Linked DNA regions of Mus musculus: regions 1, 2 and 4 are each linked to region 3. A link is a loop called in an ENCODE intact Hi-C map of the cell type or tissue named here. Cell type or tissue: heart. All regions are shown on one strand.

Region 1 (5,000 bases), 290 kb before region 3:
TGCTCTGGGTGGGCCATGCAGCAGGCGGGCCTCTGGGTGCCTTCCATCTATCCTATATACTCTTACGACATTTCTTTCCCCCTCATTTTTTTTATTAGATATTTTCTTCATTTACATTTCAAATGCTATCACCTTTCCTAGTTTCCCCTCAGAAAATCCCTTATACCCTCCCCCTCCCCCTGCTTCCCAACCCACCCACTCCCACTTCCTGGACATGGCATTCTGCTATACTGGGGCATATAAAGTTTGCAATACCAAGGGGCCTCTCTTCCCAGTGATGGCTGACTAGGCCATCCTCTGCTACATATGCAGCTAGAGTCACGAGGTCTGGTGGTACTGGTTAGTTCATATTGCTGTTCCTCCTAGAGTTGCTGACCCCGTCAGCTCCTTGGGTGCTTTCTCTAGTTCCTTTATTGGGATCCTTCCCTCATTTTTTGTAAAAATCTTATGGACAAGCAATATTACATGTACGTGTACATAAAGTAACCTTGAATTTTCCTTCAGAATAACACAAGCTAATTTACTTAAAATTTGATGATCGAAAAGGAATTTTTATCTCCTTCAGATATTTTGAGTATTATTTATTCCAGCTAATCTTCCATGAAGTTTTTGGTTGCTGATATGGTGCCATTTCACCCCAGAGAATGTAGGCCCTTATTTTATAATTGACATGCCTGTAATTCAAAAGGTTCTGCTCTACATGGTCAGAGATAACAGTGTCTTCCAAGTAAATACAGGAGCATCATTATAGTTACATCTTATGTAACAACCTAGCTACAGTTAGGACACATGTGGGTAGCTGTGGCTTCTAAAGACTCTATATGGTGTTTTTGCCTGGCTCCTGGTTACCATGTTGCCATTCTGTGGAGAAGATAATGTTCTTTTTAAATGACCAACATTGCCCACATGGACACGTACTGCTGAATTTCATGCCCATCCTGTAGCCTTCTAGAAGCACCAGACACATTGCCAGTCCTCTCTTCCTCTGTTGCCTTATGCAGCTCTGTCCTGGATAGCTTTCCATGACAACCAAACAGTCTCGTCTTTTGTGCGCTCTCTCTTAAGTACACGTGGTATTAGACAATTATTCCTAAACCCGTGTAAAGAGTGGCTTTGTCAGCTGACCGAAATGGTGAGGTGCAGCTCATTTTGTTAGGAAGAATGTTGGGACATATTGAGAGAGATGGCTCTTTGGTAGCACCCTTGGCAGTTGGCCACTAACAGTTCCATCTAAGCCTGTGTTGCTCCCCACAGCATACATGACACCTTGTTAACACTCTGGCCTGTATGTATATGCCTTGAGCTTTGGGGATTAAATTAGACACAGGATGTGGAATTATACCAAAGTTTCAAGCAGCTGGTTATACTATCTAAATTATCTTTTCAGTAAGTCATTCTCTGCATCCAACACACTGGAGATAGCATATTTTTATAAACATTAATGCAAGTATTTATATGAATACAAGTATTTATATTTTTATAGCCTTTTGTAGAAATTATAACCATATATTATAATTGATGTTTAAATAACATTAAATTACTATTGTTCTCTTTGGTTTACAGTGGGATGAATGAGGTACAGAGGAGTGTTTGATTTTCCTTGAGGGCACACAGTTAAATTGATGCTGAGCCAAGGCCAGCTCCTTTGGCCCATTATCTGCTTATGGTTAGGCAACTCGGCTTTAATAGTATTTTCAAAACGGCTCCCTCAGAATAATATGTTTAAGTGAGTCTCAGCTCTAACTAGTGTTTTAAAAGGAGGAAAGAAGGTATATTTCTTTCTAGAGCTACCTAAAGAAAATTAATAAAAATGTGTTTATATCGTTGCCTTAACCATAGTTGAGTACTCAGTAGCAATATGTAGCTACTGCCTGGCATACTGCAGTGCTAGTGATAGGGGTATAGAGATGGGGATCATTTCTATCAGCACGGTTGAACCAGTGCACTCATCCCAAAAATAAAAACAGTAAGGTAAGAACCAAACAAATAAAAGGGTAAGAACAATATTATTATTTATTAACACCAAGAAGATCAGCTATCTTCAGACAACAGTATTCAGAGGCAGGAATTTTTTTTTTTCATAGCAGTTTTGGCTTTGTAAGTTTGTTGCTTTTTTTGAGATAAAGGAAATTAAATATAGAAAACAAATACAGGACAAAATACAAAATCAAAAATCTGTTTCTTTGCTTCCAGTCTTGAAAAGGAAACTTGAAAATTTTTAGACCTTATAAAATGTTTTCCTGAAGTTAATAATAATAATCCATTGAGCCACTTCTATTGAATGGTACTCTGCTTTCTCAGAGGACGCAAGGATGGGTGTGCATGGTCTCTGTTGATCTGATTTCTTTTTGCTAGGAAATGGAGTAGGGAAGTAGGTCAGTGCAGTGCTGGAAGCTGCGAGTGAGCCCTCAAGTGGCCCTTCCAGTAGCGGCACTTTCCATCCTGACTCTGAGGCTCATGCCAGCAGTGTCTCTGACCGTGTGCTCGCTGACTTATGCTCCCATTCCACTTGGCACCTGTCCTAGAGGGCCAAGGGCAAAACACAATTGGTATTCAGGGTCTTGTTGAAGTTTTCAGGCAAGGTGCCCACAGACGTATATGTCTGTGTCCAAGGTTTGCAAGTGGCCACAGAGTCTCATGAAACACCACTACCTCAGGATTTCGCCAAAGAAGTCGAGGTCATAGAACAAGAAGGGCAGACAGTTGGCTTTTAAATCTTACTGTATCCATATTTTATAGTGTGATTCCTTACAGAGATTGCATTGGGGAAAGGCACCTTACTTCTGTGGACCTCATTTGCTTCATTTCTAAAATGAAGATGGTTCCAAAGAGCTATTATGATATTGTGTGTCAGATACTTGGCAAAGGTTTCTGGCAAAGGGTAGGCCCTCTATTAATATTATTTAGATTTGAATCTAAAGTTGTACTATACTGTGTTCCTTGGAAAGTACGGAATAAGAAAAGCAAGCTAGTCCTAGCATTCCAAGTCATGCAGACTCTTTTCTGACAAAGCTCTTAGGAGAAGGTTTGGCTGAGATGGGGGTATGTGTATCTATAATTCTCTATGAAAGTTCCTTGGATACCTATGGTCCCTGGCAAGAACCCCCAAAAGCTTAACTTAAAACATGATTAACACATGATCTTTGGCTAACTCGGAAGTCTCTGTCCCTACAGCCACATGAGAACTGAAGTCACCAGATTTCCAAAAGAAATATTCTTCAGCCAAGAGAAAAGATTCAGTCCAAAGGAGAAGTTAAAGTGTATTAAAACAAAGTTAGCAAAATTATTATACACCAAGATGCAGTAATAATAAGAGGGTCACTGTCATATGAATAGCCAAAATAAATGTTTTCGATTGGGAGTGTTTGGTGGTGGTTTTAGTGTATACTATATGACTACATTTTCCTACAGACAGAATTATTGTACACTTTCCAAATGATCATTTGCAAGATGGCAGACAAAAAGGGATATAAAAAAGGATACGTGGCAGCTACTCATCCGAGTGACTTTCTAGAAGTAGAGAAGAAAGGCTCTGGACAGATGGTGATCTTCTTATGTGGTAATTGAGAAGATGTGGGTTTCAAAGCAGCCTTAAAGGCTCATAAACTGGGTGGTTTGCAGCTTGTTTCCCAGAGATAGAGGAGTGGTGTGTGTACATTTTTCCAGCATTCCTGTTTTTATTTGGGAGTGTGATTCAAGAAACCCAGTAAGACTTGCTTTGGAATTTGTCTTTGATTTGTTTTGAGCTGTCTTTACTCCATTCAAGCCATACTGTACCGAATGTTTAGCCACATGGTGGATTAGAAATACTTTGCAGTTTGGGACCCAGGGGCATAGATTTGGATTCTAACTATAGTTCATAATCTGGTATCCTTAGGAAGGGAACTTATTTCTCAGATGTTGCCATTTGAAAAACTACTTTCTCATAGGGTTGTCTTAATGATTAAAAATGTAGCCGGGCAGTGATGGCGCATGCCTTTAATCCCAGCACTTGGGAGGCAGAGGCAGGCGGATTTCTGAGTTCGAGGCCAGCCTGGTCTACAAAGTGAGTTCCAGGACAGCCAGGGCTACACAGAGAAACCCTGTCTCGAAAAACCAAGAAAAGAAAAAAAAATGTAAATCACTGCCAGATGTGGTTGTTCACCATGGAATCCTAGCTCTTGTTAAGCAGAAGCAAGCAGATCTCTGTGAGTTCAACGTCAGGCTGTTCTATATAGCCAGTTCAGGCCAGACAGCCAAGTCTACAAAGTAAGACTGAAAACACACACACACACACACACACACACACACACACACACACAAACAAAAAGAACCAAGGCCAATTTTTAAAAAAGTAATGTACATAGTGTAGTATTGGTATATATAAGATACTATTATTACTAAAGATATGAGTCATGTTTGGATTTACACCAAAAGAATTTTTAAGTAAAAAATAGAATTATGGTGATTACTTGTGGTGAGTATGTAAAGGAAGTGCATTCACAGTGAGAATAGCAAGACATTTATAGAACATTCTAGGCTATGTGCCTCTATGAGGTGTTATCTGTTGTTGCCATTTTATAGATGAAGGATCTGAAGCTCAAAGTAGCACAGTAGAAAGCTATGATGTCCGAGTACAGAGCCCATGTGTTTGCCCTTTGAATGGTAAGGGGTCCAAGGTGTTAGGTTGGACAACCAACTGGGAGACATGAAGTAAGCACTTTCTACTATAGAAAGGCCAAAGGAGCTCTGGGCAGCTTCCTTCCTTCTTTGATTCCGTTAGTTTCTGTTATTTGGGAAAACATAAAAGGAATGTTCATTTGTGATGTGAGCATTAGTTAGTGCTTACTCCAGAACTCTTGTTTAGATATTAGACAACTGTACTGCAGTCTAACTCTTGCTCTATATGAGTCATTGTCCAACTTCTGCTTTCTGTTAGCTTAGACTTGTGGCAATACCTTCCTCTTCTCATTTAGCTGGTTGTCAACAGCAGTAACCACGAGTCCTTCCTGTCCCAAAAG
Region 2 (5,000 bases), 1.9 Mb before region 3:
GGCACCCAAGTCTAATTCTCCAATAATGTATTTACAAAATTCCAAAGATTTCTCGTTCCTCTCTCTGCATGTTTCATATGTGTATATGTGTTCTTTGCATTTTCTGATGGTCATTATGAAATATATTTATATTTTCTGTTCTTGGGCATGGCTGTGTAGCTTTCCATTGTGAAAGTCACTTTTGTTTTTAAGCACGTTCTTTGAGCAACTTGACAAATGTTTTTTACTCTAGAAGAATTTATACAGAAAAATTATAAAATTATTATTGTTTATATAAGTGTGTTTACCTATAACATATGTGATATATTGTCTAAATACATGTTTTGGAGCCGATTCAAACAAAAGGCGACAATGTCACAAGAAAAAGTAGACAATATTGCAAGAAGGTTAAAAAAGAAAGAAGCCATCTTTGGGGCTGTAGAAATGGCTTAGAGGTTAAAAAAACTAGCTGCACTTGTAGAGGACCCATGTTGGTTCTTAGTACAAAGTGATGAGCTAACAATAATTTCTAAGCTCAGATCCAAAAGATTTGATGTTCTTTACTAGACTCTGTTCTTTAAAGACTCTGTTCTTTACCCCCCCCCCCCACACACACACACAAACGCAGTGCACATGTATACATACAAGCAAAATACTCATACACATAGAAAATGAAAATGAATACTGACAAAAAGGAAGGAGTGAAATCTTGGGAGCCATGCATTTCTTGGTTACATTTCAAGTTTATGTCTCAGCTATAAGAGGAGAGGGAGAGAGAGATGACACAGTGATTATCGGAACATACTGTTCTTGCAAAGGACCCTAGTTCAGTTCTCAGCACTCATATATGGTATCCAGACCCACCTGTAACTTCAACTCCACAGATTTTGATGCTAAAGTAGATAGAAAATATTTAATTCAGTTAGGTGACTGTGGGAATAATTTGAATAAGAAATTGAGTAAATTAATTCATTTTCAGTGTGGTTACAAATATTTGTTTTAGAATAAAATTTTATTCCAAATTGTCTCTCATACAATGTCTTTTCTATCTCTCCCTTACCCTCTCTAGTGCTCTCTCTCTGTCTCTGTCTCTGTCTCTCTGTCTCTCTCTCTCTGTGTATGTAAGTGTATTCACATTTCTTTAGAAATGTCATGTTATAGATTTCATTTTAAATATTGTCTACAGTGAAAAAAATAAAATCATACTTAACTCTAAGTCCTAGAAAAAAAGCCCTACATTTATATACAAGAAAACCTTTTATATACAAGTAGTACATCTAAGACTCAACAACCCATCTGTTACTAGGAAACTTGTTGACTTGTCATCCAATGCAGAATAGTAACATAATATAGTTGGAATGTAGTTCTGCCTAACATGATGTCTATGTAACTTCTACCACTATTGAATGGAAGATTCCAAAGTAGGGTGATGATGCAGGTATCAGATAAGGAACAGGTTGGTTCTCTTTCTATGGTTCTAATCTCTCCAACAAAGCCAGCTGATACTTCAGTTTGAGCCACTACTTTCCCTGAAGTTTCCCATACAACACTATAAACCTTTCAGAGTTGCTTTGTTATGTTAGAAGAGGCCAGAATAAAAGAAGCCTCAGCCCCTTCTTCTTATATACATTTCCTTTCCCTTTAAAAACCAGTTGCCCTTTTTGTACTTTATTTCAAAATGTTTCCCCAGTTTAACATTTCCTGGTAACAGATGGGTTCTTGAGTCTTAGATGTACTACTTGTATATAAAGGGTTTTCTTGTATATAAATGTAGGGCTTTTTTCTAGGACTTACAGTTAAATATGATTTTATTTTTTCACTGTAGACAATATTTAAAATGAAATCTATAACATGACATTTCTAAAGAAATGTGAATACATTTACATACACATAATTGTACTGAAACATCAGTACAATTGAAAATCTATGACCAGATAAACAGAAATTTATCCAATCTGTGATTGTTCCCCATAACTCTGATTCTTTATTGCATAAGGATCAAGTTGTATGTATGAAATATAACTAAAATTGTAATTGAGTAAATCACATCTAACAATAAACAGAATAACAGAATTATAAGCAATAAGATGCATTTTGAAGGGGAAAAAGGAAAGAAAAACCTAGCCTGCTAATGTTCAGTATCATCTTAGCATTGTATCTAGGAGAGTATTGGTCATAGAAGGAAGGGCCTATGGTGTTGCAGAAGATGCACAGTCATTACCTGGGTGATGATGGACCATAGAGGGAGCTGTTGCTCAAGGCATGGCAACCCATTTAGCATTACAGTGAAATTTTCACTGAAACAGAGTACTTTTAAAGCCTCACTTCTAAAACCTAAATTTATAGCTGAAATGTGAAGTAAAATGTCAGCGAGGTTGGTATTTTTGGAAGGAAATTATAATAAAAATTATCTCTCACCTTTTTGCTGAGAAATTTTTTCATGGGAAAAAATGTCTTTTATTATTCCAAACAAAAATATCTTTAAGAAGATGGAAATAATTCTGCATTGTTTTTGCCTGACATTGTACCCACTTTCATACTGATGGGATTTATTGGAAAGAACATAATCTTTAAATTTGAATTACATATACCTGTAGCAACTATATAAATTATCTTCAAAGCACCGACTTTTAAAATCATTTCATGGTATTTGGAAATCATAAATTTATGAATTAAGTGATAGTTGGCAGAGAAAAAACATGTTGCAGTAGGTCAAAATCATGGTGATTTATGGTTCTATAATCATCATAAAAATTCATTACACATATAAGACAAAGAAACATTTGGCTGGTGACAGAAACTGAAGACAAACAGCTTTCTGAAGTAATTGAACGTATAATCTGAATGTGTGCCACCTGGTTAGTTGAGAATTAGCCAACATGAATAATAACACTTCTTAAGAATGTACCCCATCAATTAGTATTAAAATGTGAGCTGCCACATGGATTGACACATTATGTGACAAAACTTAAAATAGCTTGTAAACTAGTATTCTCATGAAAGTCCTCGCCAGTGCCCCGAGGTAAACATAAATTCTATGATTGTGGACAACAGCTAAGACATCATTATTAATAGTCTTGTATTTTCTGTTGCAATTCAGAGGAGCATCTGAGAAGTGCACACAAAGCTTCCAGAAGACATAAACTTCAACTGCGTATGCCCTAGTGTCTTGATAGTTGAGGAACTTTGGAAGCATCATTTTTTTATTTTGTTTATTTTTTATTAGGTATTTATTTCATTTACATTTCCAATGCTATCCCAAAAGTCCCCTACCCACTCACTCCCACTTCTTGGCCCTGGCGTTCCCCTGTACTGAGGCAGATAAAGTTTGCATGACCAATGGGCCTCTTTCCACTGATGGCCAACTAGGCCATCTTTTGATACATATGCAGCTAGAGACACAAGCTCTGGGGGGGTACTGGCTAGTTCATATTGTTGTTCCACCTATAGGGTTGCAGACCCCTTTAGCTCCTTGGGTACTTTCTCTAGCTCCTCCATTGGGGGCCCTGTGATCCAGCCAATAGCTGACTGTGAGCATCCACTTCTGTGTTTGCTAGGCCCCGGCTTAGTCTCACAAGAGACAACTATATCTGGGTCCTTTCAGCAAAATCTTGCTAGTGTATGCAATGGTGTCAGCATTTGGAGGCTGATTATGGGATGGATCCCGGGATATGGAAGTCTCTAAATGGTCCATCCTTTCGTCTCAGCTCCAAACTGTGTGTCTGTAACTCCTTCCATGGGTGTTTTGTTAAACTGTATTCTCGTTCTTTGCTTGTTTGTTTGTTTACTTTAGGCATGCCAGATGTGTCGTCATTGACAGTTAGCTTCCGAGTGCAAAAGCTCTGTGATGTGGGCCGCATTGTTTTGCTAATCATCTTTCCATATTAGTAGAGAAAGGGCAGCTTTATGCTCCATTTATGATGTGACATTTTGATGATTTCTCATTAAAGCTCTCTGAAGGCTGTTATGTAGTCTTGTATATATACGTGTGTGCGTGTGTATGTATGTGGGTGTAATTATTGAAGAGAATATTAAATAAGAATATATGAGACATATGAGACATGAGATAGTCTTATTAAATGAGGATATCTTACGCGCGTTCGCAACCGGCCAGGAAAGACGCAACAAGCCAGAATCTTCTGCAGCAAAGCTTTATTGCTTACTCAGGAGCAAGAGAGGAAGAGCGTGGCAGAGAGAGGCAGAGAGAAAGAGAGAGAGAGAGGCAGAGAGAGAGGCAGAGAGAGGGGCAGAGAGGGAGAGAAAGAGACGAAGAGGCGAAGAGACGAAGAGGCGAAGAGGCGAAGAGGCGAAGAGAGGGAGTGCCAGAACCCTGTGCCTTTTAAGGAGAATTATCCTCCACGTAGGACGTGTCACTCCCTGATTGGCTGCAGCCCATCGGCCCAGTTGTCATCACGAGAAAGGCAGAGCACATGGCGGGAAAACTGCCCCTGCACATGTGCAGATTATTTACTACTTAGAACACAGCTGTCAGCGCTATCTTGTAATGGTAAATGTGAGTGCGGCTCCCCACATCTCCCCCTTTCCTTTTAATAAGAGCAATAGGCCACCCATATTATTGAGAGTGGAGATAGAGGTCAAATCCCCAGTGTGCAGGTAAAGGAGCTGTACACATAACCCCCTTCCAGGCTCATCACCCAGAGGGGTCCTGGTCTGGTCCCGTGTCGTTTTTCCTGGGGAGAAGGACGCTTGGACACTCAACCTTCTTGAAAATTGACATGTCTCCCTAGAATAGGCTCATATATGCCGCAGGGCCCTTCTACTGCAGTGCTTAGCCGTGCAACTCTCTCGGGTTGCTGAAGCACACTCACTCTATCCCGTGCAATGAGACTAGCCTCGTGGGGTGCAAGAGCGGAGTGGCCAGTGACCTATTGCTTAAGCATAGATATATCAGGGGAAGCACCATGTTCTAGAGCTGCAAGTGCCTGGGCAATAACCACCTTGTCTCTCCTAGTTTGGGCCTTAAGCTTACAGACCAACCAAAGAAGCAACACTAATCCACA
Region 3 (5,000 bases):
GTGGAAGGCAGGTCCTGGTTCCCATCACCAGCATTCCAACCCAATCCAGTCCCAGCCAATCCAAACAAAACAAAACAAAAAACAGGAAAACTAAAGTGGTAAAAACAATTAAAAATCAGGAGTAGGTGGCGCAGAACAGGAAGGAGAGCCCTTAAGAACAAGACCCTCTCTCTGAACAAGGCAGACAGGCCCCATGAGGAGGCCAAAAACACAACACAGAGGACTGGGTAGTTTGTCCTGAGTTAACTGAAAAACTCTAGAAACTTTTCAACAGATGAGTTATAATCTGAGGTATAGCATAGCAGTTACTTTAAATAGTGGTGTAGACTTAAATTGTAATAATAAGCAACAATGACAACAGTCACAATTGTTGACATTCATTAAGTAATTAATCCCTGTGTATCAGTCAACACTGTGACACAACACTGACAACAGGCACATGACTTCATGATCTCCTAGGGGAGGAAACTGAGGCAGAGATGAAGTTGCTCAAGGGTTCACGGCCAGCACGGAGCAGACACAGAGCTCAACCCAAAGCTGACGCCAGCACCCACCCGCTTCCCACAGTCTACTGTGGTGAAGGCCTGAGACACTAGATTTGTACACACATTGACGTGACATCCAACTGCAAGCAAGAGAAAGATTTAGGCTGAAACTCTAGACAGGTGCAGGAAAGTTTATTTTCAGTATAAAGAACAAGAAAAGTTTTTGCCTCACACTTTACATTTAAGTAAGTAGATTAGTATATGGAAGGAAAACCGACTTTTGGTGTGAGTCTAGCCTTCACCAGCTTAGCCGCCTCTCCAGCCCGGTGGATCCCCCTGCGCACTGTGTAAGGTTGAAGGGGATAAGACTGGAGAGAGGCTCAGCAGTTAAGATCACTGGCTGTTCTTCCAGAGGGCGGGCATTCGATTCCCAGCACCCACATGACAGTTTACAGCCTCTGCAACCACAATTTCAGGCAATCCAAAAGAAGTCTTCCCACTGCCCAGTGGCTTCCCCTTTCGTATTCCTTCAGAGCAACGGCACATGCCCACACTGACAGTGGGGAACACTGAGTAAAAACATCCACAAAATTATCTACTATAGAACATAGAACATATAATATCTGCTAAATGGCAAGCCCTCATTAGGTCCCTGTGTGCAGAAGGCACATGGCAAATATATGAAATGCACAAAACCTTTAGAGGTCATGGCCTTTTTGCTCCAGTACAATTTTTCAATAAGGAGGCAGCAGACAGGAGTATAAGAAAAGTGCCTCCTAAGATTATAAGTGCTTAAAAATCAATTTCTCTAAATGTTAAAAGCAGTGAAGCAAGCTAGCCCAGAGTCCTTCGCAGCAAGGGAGGGGCCTCTCAGTGTCTGGGCCAGAAAGCTATGCTTGTGTGTGCCCAGGCTAAGGGATACTTAAGGCATGGCTTGCGTCTTAGTTACTCTTCTATTGCTGTGACGAGACAGCACCACCAAAGCCACTCTTATAAGAGAAAGCATTTACTGGGGCTTTGCTTACAGTTCATTATCAGTGTCAGTTCATTATCATCATGGTGGAAACAAGGTAAGCAAGGTGCAGACAGCAGACAGAGAGACAGTGACTGGGCCTGGCATGAGCTTTTGAAACCTCAAAGCCCACTCTAAGTGACAGGATTAAGGCCACAGCTTTTAATCCTTCTCAAACAGTTCCATTAACTGGGGACCAAGCATCCAAATCTATGAGCCTACAGGAGTCAGGCTCATCCAGACCAGCACAGGCTATGACGGTGGCATCGGCAGACGGCTTCCAGAAACACTTGCTGACTGACTGTTGGGCTACACTACAACTGTAGTGCTCCCATGAATCTCAGCAGGGCAACCACACTCGCAGTGCATGCGTTCTTTATATCTAGCAGAGCTCCCCTCTCAGAAGCAGGTTCTAAACGATGGCTCAAAGGCCTTTCAGTTCCAGCAGCCAGACCAAACCCACAGCTTCTCTGTCAAGCAATCTGACCTCTGTTATAATGAAATTAAGGAGACAAATCTACATGATTTCCAAGCAAAGGTGATTTTCTTTTCTTTTTTCCTTCCTCCCTCCCTCCTTTCTTAGTGAAGATTAAGTATGCAACTTTTACTGGGCCAAGGAAATACTGTGTGCATCTCATAGGAGCAACAAATGTCACTACCAAGTATGATTTTATGTTCTAAGTATTTTCTATCACAAAAGTAGACTTAAGTAAATCTGTGGACACTCAGACGCACACGTGCGCACGCGATCTCTGGGTTAACTCATGCCCTATGTCCTCATTCCTCCAAGCACCCATGCTCAGCAGACTCAAGCACAGGTCACATAACAGCAGACGCATTACGTCATTATGTGGGCGTTTCTAAGTCAGTATTTACCGCCCCTCGCCACAGCTTTCAAACAGAGACCTTCTCAATGAACAGAGGAATGTGGCTTTGCACCTTCTGATGTTTCTGCTCAGCTTCATGTCAGAAGTGTACTTTTCCCTCCTCCTTCCTGAGAGCACAGGTGAGCTCCAGCCATGCACTCGCAGAGCTTTGTGTGAGGACATCGTATCAGTGGCTTTTCCCCTCTCTTCAGTCATGTAAGCCCTGACTATCTTCTCCCCACCCACAAGAAGGTAACTTAATACAATTTAGGACAAAACACAAATGTTTACTTCTTCTTTGTTTTTGTTTGTTTGTTTAGCATTTTTCTCTTTAAAAGCTCCAAAATGCCAATAGTAGTGTAACTTCCCAGGAAGGTGAAAGGGTCTCTTTTTCTGTCTCCTCAGGCCGGTCCATTTCTGGCCTTACTCAGGTCTCTGTCACCACCCAGTGGACACCACACTCTACTACAGGGTGGAGGCATTAGTGGCTCTTTGAACCCACTCAGAGATGTACTTAGGAAGTACTTCTCCTGCCGTCTTCTGGGGAGCCTCCTACTACTTCCACATTGCAAGAACACAGTGTTTGACATACAATGAAACTGACTGACGTGTACAAACACGAGAAAGGATGCCTCAGTACCCTCAAGTATGTTTTGTGCTAACCTTTTCTATACAGATTCGACTATCTCAAAGAGAACGTCAAAAGCCTGCCTGCTATGTGCCAGACACACCTTCAGAGCTGAAGATGCTGAGGTGTGGTCTCTGCACCTAAAGGACACACATTAGTGAGTGTGTAAGCACCAAAAGCGATTGGCCAGCTGAATGCAGAAACACCAAGCACAGGTGAGCACGTTCCAGGGCCGTGGGGTCCTGTGGGCAGGCTGAGAAGGCTTTGAGTGAGTAGCACCGCCTAAGTCACAGCATGTAAACTAACTTACAGTGTGCAAGCGTAGGTCGGATGGATTCAGAGACAGCTAATGGAGGAAGCCCAAGAACTAAATGCTGAAGAAGTGTATATACAAAGGCAATTAATGCCAAAGAGCGCTTCCCTCTAAACTCAGGCCATCTCTGGTCACAGCAGCAGATGCGACTTTTGAATAATAAACAGCTCTGATCTGGAATCACTCCTAGAATCAGCCAAAATGACCCTGGACAAGTATTTAACTTTGAACACAAGGTTTCCCCATCTATAATCTATAGATTAGTAATAATGATATATAACGACAATGAAAATCATTCACGGTTCTACCAAATAATAAATAAAGTAACACAAATTTCTATTAGGTTGCCTCAAAAAGAAGGGCCAGAAGTAAACAATAAAGAGTGGGGCTGGCGTCTAGGCTTCATGTAAAACCATCAAAAGGGCACCAACCCAGAGAGAGCAGACAAGCGAGCAAGCGAGCAAAGTGGGAGCAGGCTCAGTTAGGGTCACTGCTAAGAACTCAAGAATGCCAGAATGCACGTCCACTATAACCCCAGTCCTCACACTTACCAACATATTTCAACACCTGAAGATCCAGACTTAAACATAGAGAAGTTTAAAGGAAGCAAGCACCTGATTGACACTGGATTTTTAATTAAATAATCTATTTTTTCTATTATTTATATATATTAAAAATATTAAAGAGGATTTGGCTACAGTTGGCCTTTTTTGTACCAATTTAACATATGTAAATGAGTTCCTGATTTGAACTTTTGAGTTTTTAATACACAGACAGATAGCATTGGTACATCAGGAAAATTAAGACCCAGCACCGTCTTAGGGATGAAGGGTTCCGAGTTCTTTTTAGGTTGCTCTGTTTCCCAGTGCTAGGGCAGGCGCTGCACCACCGAGCTGCTGCCCAGAAGACATCAGTTATTTTATAGCCACACAAGATTTGTTCCCAATGTAAAACATTGATATGCTGAAAGGAAGTTGGATATAATAAATGTATAAACTCAATCGAAAATAAAATAGTTGTAGTTATTTGTAAATAGAACCAAACATTTACTAAATTCTTTAGAAAAATGTTAAAATTACTAGATCTAACTTTTTAAAATGAAACAAAAACAATAAAAAAAAGCCCTAGGTATTTTAATCTGGACTTTAATAAATAAAATACTAATTTTAAAAGTCTAAATAAAACATGTGCAGAAAAATTGTCCTTAAAGACCATAAGAAACACAAAAGCAAATGTTATCAATAAATATATTCCAAAAAGATGTTAGGAAAAGCTGAGCTGATAATGCAAATAAAGAATGGGCAAAACCGCTAAAAACTGGACTGTGACGTCACCCCGCAGTGCTGGAAGGGGAGGAAGGAGAGAGTGGAGAATGAAAAGCTATTTCTCCGTCAACTAAATAAAGGCTTTGGGCTTTCTCTTGAAGACCTGGCCTTCCCTAGACGCGTCTGGCCGCTCGTCACCACCTGCCCAGCATCCTAAGGAAGGAGTCAGCACAGGAGTCAGTGGCCCCAGCTTAACTGATGCTGCTGAGAAATGTTCACAACGTCTCCAAAACATACAACTTCATAAACTTTCCTGTAGCTGATTCAGCTCCAGCAGTTGCACAGAATAGATTTTAAATAACTAAGTATCAGCGAATGTTGACAATTTTACCACAGCCAAAAAAACACAGAAACTGGAAGAACTCAGAGGT
Region 4 (5,000 bases), 1.3 Mb before region 3:
AGAGTAATGTCTGCCCAACCTCTTATGTCTGCCTGTTCCACAAACCTAAGTTTTCTCTGAAAAATAAGTAAGTTAATGTTTTTCATCTGATTATTAAATACCCTCTAAACTGACCTACCTCATTTGTTGTTTGTTTTTCTTTATTTTTTTCTTGCCTTCCCTCCTTCTTGTGCTTAATGAATCTTGCCTATGTGGGTAACTGACATAAAACACTAGTGTTGTCATTAAAAAAAATGCAAAATCTAACATAAAAAGATTTAATCCCTATAATAATTTGCATTTCTATAATAAAAAAGAAGAAAAAAAGATGTTTATGCTGGGCATGGTGGCACATGCCTTTAATCCTAGCACTCGGGAGGCAGAGGCAGGAGGATTTCTGAGTTCACGGCCAGCCTGTTCTACAAAGTGAGTTCCAGGACAGTCAGGGCTATACAGAGAAACCCTGTCTCAACCCCCCCCCAAAAGAGACGTTTATAAACTCAGGCTTAGTGGTATACATTTTTTGTCACACAAGCATGAAGACCTATGCCTAAATTCCCAAAACACACATGAAGGCTGGATATGTGTTTTTATGTCTAGCACTCTTTTAGGGACTTAAGAAACAGAGACAAAAGAATTCTCAGATGTTCATGGGCCAGCCAGTATGGTTTACACAAAGAAAAAAACAAAGAGACCCTTTCAAAAACAAGGTGGAAGATGAATTCCTGTAGATCTCTATTTCCCAGGGGAATGTTGGCCAATGGCCCCTCAAGTACAAAGAAAGCAGAAGAAAGGATCAGGATTTGGATGGTCCATGAACACTATGAAATGACAGACTTCTGAGATCGGGTTCAGAGAGGCACCTCAACTTTATTCCAGGGGTGATGGGAATATATAGGAAGAAGCCAATAACTAAGGAATTGCCTGGTAGGTATTCATAGTATGATTCATTTGCATTAGGCCAAAAGGTCCTATCATCTGGATAGGTGTACAGTACCTAATTATTATAAGATCATCAGTGGGTAGTTGGGGTCAGGGGATGAAGCACTTGCAAAGGTCAAAGGTCACATGCCAGAAAAGCCAAGTATTTGAGCTCAGGGATATCTCCCAAATAAGGTTAGGTAGAGATCTGGAAGCTCTGAAGGAAGGGAGTCCTCCATTCTGTACCCAGCTCAGAAAGTTATCTGGACATGGTGAACTGCAACAGCATGCAACTGAATCAGCAGCAGGGTCCTACAACAAGGACCCACATTCTCTAACCTCCATACATAGGCTGTGTTGCACACATGCATGCAATCAAACAAGCAAATGTACAAGCACAGGAACACACACACACATACATACACACACACACAGAGAGAGAGAGAGAGAGAGAGGGAGAGAGAGAGAGAGAGAGAGAGAGAGAGAGAGAGAGAGAGAGAGAGAGAGAGAGAGAGAGAGAGAGAGAGAGAAGAAATACACTTACAAGTAGCTGAGGCATGATAATGTTTAGTATCACAACAAAAAGATAATTTAGTAAGTCTCTATGTTACTCTTGATTTTCAACATATTGGAATGAGAGGAGTGTGTGTGTGTGTGTGTGTGTGTGTGTAATACTGATGGTAGGAGTAATAGATGAATTTTCATAGTGGTAGAACTAAACTGTAGATAAATGTAGATGACAACCTGTGTAATATCTGAAATCAATGAGAATAAACATGGGAGCTTGAATTCTCTGGTCCTGCTTGCTACCCACCATAAGCTGCAAATCTGAAATGCTCCAAAGTCTGAATATTTTGGCACATTATGTCACTGAAAAATGTTTCAGGTTTCAGAGTGTTTCAAATTCCACTTATTTTTTTTTTTTGGATTAAAGATTCTTAACCTGCAGCAGAATTTAGCTATAGATAAATCTAATGGTGCAGACAGAATTCTGTATAAAATTGTGCCTCATCTCCCCTTGTGCACCACTGGAAACAACAATCTCTTGTCTACAAACCTCATCTTCCTTGTCAGATGAAGCTATGATGTTGTAAACTAATGCATCATAAACAAAGCTAAAATTTCAGCAATCTGTCACCAGGTGGTGACAGAGTTACAGTGGTACATGGATTGAGCAATACAAACTGTATGTCACAAACACATATTATTAATCTATGATATTATATATGAATATGTGCATACTTGCAATTTCAAATTATTTTCTAGTCACTCTGTATGCTAACTTCAAGAAGTACATAAGAGAGCAAAACCTTGGGCCTCTATCCCTCGGAACTATTCCTTTGCTGGCTGGAGACCACCTTCAGTGGAACCTTTCACATTTGTATAAGAATCTCTGATTCAGTTCCTACCAAGGATGGAGGGCATCAGAGTCTCTTTTCCCCTTGGAGCTCAAATACTGATATTCAGTTCCTCCTGTCTGCTTGAAGTCATCCTTCCATTTTTGAAATGTCAAGAGAAGGAAAGATAAAAACAAGAGGTTTCACTTTCTCAAATAATTTATACTCCACAGCTATTATTTGCCAATGAACAGGAGAAGTTTTTTTCCCCTCATTTCTGGCACCTTCTGCTCTGCTTGCATCTCACCTTTTCAGACTTAATGTTTTGTGCTACATTTTACATATAGCACCAATTAAATGAGCTGCAGTCACTGTCTGCTGGACACACATGCTCCATGATTTCACTGGCTGTCATAATCATGTTACCATTTCAAAGCAGCCCAACTGTTAGCACCACGTCAAATACAAGTTGCTATTTTGCCATTCTTATATCCATTTGCTCATTTCTTTATGCCTTTAAGATTATATTTATTTTCATGTTTTTTTTCTTTTAGCTTCCCATTAAGACAAATCTACTGATGTCTATGTTTTCTATATTCCAGTAAAATTAATTCTACTGGGCTTTTTACTATTTCTCCAACAAGAATCAGTTGAAAAGAACAAAATTTATTATATTCTATGTAATAAATCCCACCTTTTCAGATTTGTGTTGTAACCATCTTTCAAATCAACATTTAAGATTACCTAAGAAGTAGAATTAAAGGGGGCATTTTAAATTTTTATTATGTTTTTGTTGTTGATCAAACTCCTTGTACTCCTAGGAAAGTATGAATGCTAAACTACATCCTTACCCAAAGATTTTTAAAGAAACATGACAGCACAGAGAAATGAGAGATATGTGAGAAATGTTTGTTGTGTACATATCCTCACATATTAATAAGATTTTAGTTGACCTATTAATACACAAAAATATTTTTTGAAGAACTGTGGGTATTTTTACATTTTAAATGTCTAATATTAAGCAAGAAAACACATGGGGAAATGAACTTATTTTTAAGTTTTATGACTACTTAAGGCATACTATTTTTGGAGTGAAATTTAGAAGATTATATGTGACTAACCAAAGGACATGTAAAAAGGTACAGGAAAGATATTAGAGAAAAAAATTATAAAACCATTGAATGATATACTAGAAAATAAATTCAACAGTTCACAGAAATAAATAAATGAAGAAATTTACTAAATATAAGCCTAGGGAACTTAAATATATGTGGAAAGCAAGTAGATTCAAATTGAATATTTCCAAGTGCAAAACTACAGGAAGTGGGTGATAGAAGTATATGGATCTATAGTAATTTATTTTGGAAGCAAAGGAATAAAGTCAAAGAAGCTGGAGAGATGATTTAGAGGTTCAGAGCACTAGCGTCTCTTCCAGAGCTCCATGGTTCAGTTCCTGGCACTCACAGGGCAGTTCTCCATGTCTGTAGCTCCAGTTCCAGGAAGTACAGCACCCTCACACAGACAAACATACAGGCAAAACATCAATGCACATAAAGTAAAAGTAAGTATGCCAAATTGAAAAAAAAAAAAGAATAAAAAGAAAACTATATGCAGGGATCCATCCCATAATCAGCCTCCAAATGCTGACACCATTGCACACACTAGCAAGATTTTGCTGAAAGGACCCAGATATAGCTGTCTCTTGTGAGTCTATGCCAGGGCCTAGCAAACACAGAAGTGGATGCTCACAGTCAGCTATTGGATAGATCACATGGCCCCCAATGGAGGAGCTAGAGAAAGTACCCAAGTAGCTAAAGGGATCTACAACCCTATAGGTAGAACAACATTATGAACTAACCAGTACCCTGGAGCTTAAGACTCTAGCTGCATATGTATCAAAAGATGGCATAGTTGGCCATCACTGGAAAGAGAGGCACATTGGACTTGCAAAATTTATATGCCCCAGTTCAGGGGAACGCCAGGGCCAAAAAGTGGGAGTGGGTGGGTAGGGGAGTGGGTGGGAGGGTATGGGGGACTTTTGGGATATCATTGGAAATGTAAATGAGGAAAATACCTAATAAAAATATTTAAAAAAAAGATTATACAATGACAATGTTGGCTAACAAACAGATTATGTCAATTAGAAATTCTCTTTGAAGGGTATTTAGCATAGCATCATGGTGGACAGGTGCCCTGGGATGAGGCCAGTTGCAATAAACTAGAAAGCAAATCCTTCTCAATTGAGAATAGTCCAAGCAAATTTCAAAGATTGGATGTTGAACTGTGCATCTCATCAGCTCTATTCTTCACCTCTGTGTAGCTTTTGTACTCATCCTGAGCTCTTCCTGGGAGTCAGAGCATACATTCCGATGAAGGTCTTCTAGGAATTGGTCCTATCTTTAAAATCTAGAGTGAAAGAATCCCAGCAACAAAAATCCAACGTCATAAATGACAAACGATGTTAACTGGCTGATATTCATCAATGGTAGGAAAGGAGAGAGGAAGTTTAGTAGATTCAGTTTCACTTCTTTTAGTAGTATTTTTTTTTTTTACTAAAATTAACATGGAATATTCTATTCCTTACTTTTCCAGTTAAGTTTATCCTTTACCATCTTAATCTGATATGCTGTACCTCCATTGAAAGCCAGAACAAAATAAAACCTTCAGATGTTTAAAAAAAATAAATTTTTTTCTTTAATAAAAATGTGAATAATAAGAAAGAGATGAGAATTCATTTCAAGATGGAGGTCAAGTATGGGAGTG

Evidence for each region. Hi-C counts contacts between places; a loop is a spot of excess contacts. Peaks named below come from ENCODE experiments on the same cell type or tissue, not always from the same donor. Only the 100,000 strongest peaks of a DNase experiment are listed, where the experiment ranks them.
Region 1: it touches region 3 in a loop (2.1-fold over the local background); 2 of 42 quality-filtered maps call a loop at or near these places.
Region 2: a loop joins it to region 3, with 9 times the contacts of the local background. A loop is called at or near these places in 6 of 42 quality-filtered maps.
Region 4: a loop joins it to region 3, with 5 times the contacts of the local background. A loop is called at or near these places in 4 of 42 quality-filtered maps.

The regions. Positions count from the first base shown.
Region 1 is chr2:6,723,751-6,728,750 of GRCm38, reverse strand. All of the region lies in intron 1 of Celf2 (CUGBP, Elav-like family member 2), which reads left to right. Among named protein-coding and RNA genes, the nearest start is that of Celf2, 160 kb to the left of the region's middle. In heart, a CTCF peak has its summit at 2,414; DNase peaks (open chromatin) are centred at 2,450 and 5,000.
Region 2 is chr2:8,377,665-8,382,664 of GRCm38, reverse strand. No RefSeq gene overlaps it. Among named protein-coding and RNA genes, the nearest start is that of Gm30904, 35 kb to the right of the region's middle. In heart, a CTCF peak has its summit at 2,215; no DNase peak of the experiment used is centred here.
Region 3 is chr2:6,434,095-6,439,094 of GRCm38, reverse strand. The region is part of intron 14 of Usp6nl (USP6 N-terminal like); the gene reads right to left. Gm13388 (a long non-coding RNA gene) reads left to right here and starts at 1,491. Exons shown (of 4, transcript XR_373976.3): 1 at 1,491-2,579; 2 at 3,040-3,206. In heart, a CTCF peak has its summit at 2,813; no DNase peak of the experiment used is centred here.
Region 4 is chr2:7,708,290-7,713,289 of GRCm38, reverse strand. No RefSeq gene overlaps it. Among named protein-coding and RNA genes, the nearest start is that of Gm30904, 630 kb to the left of the region's middle. In heart, a CTCF peak has its summit at 2,036; no DNase peak of the experiment used is centred here.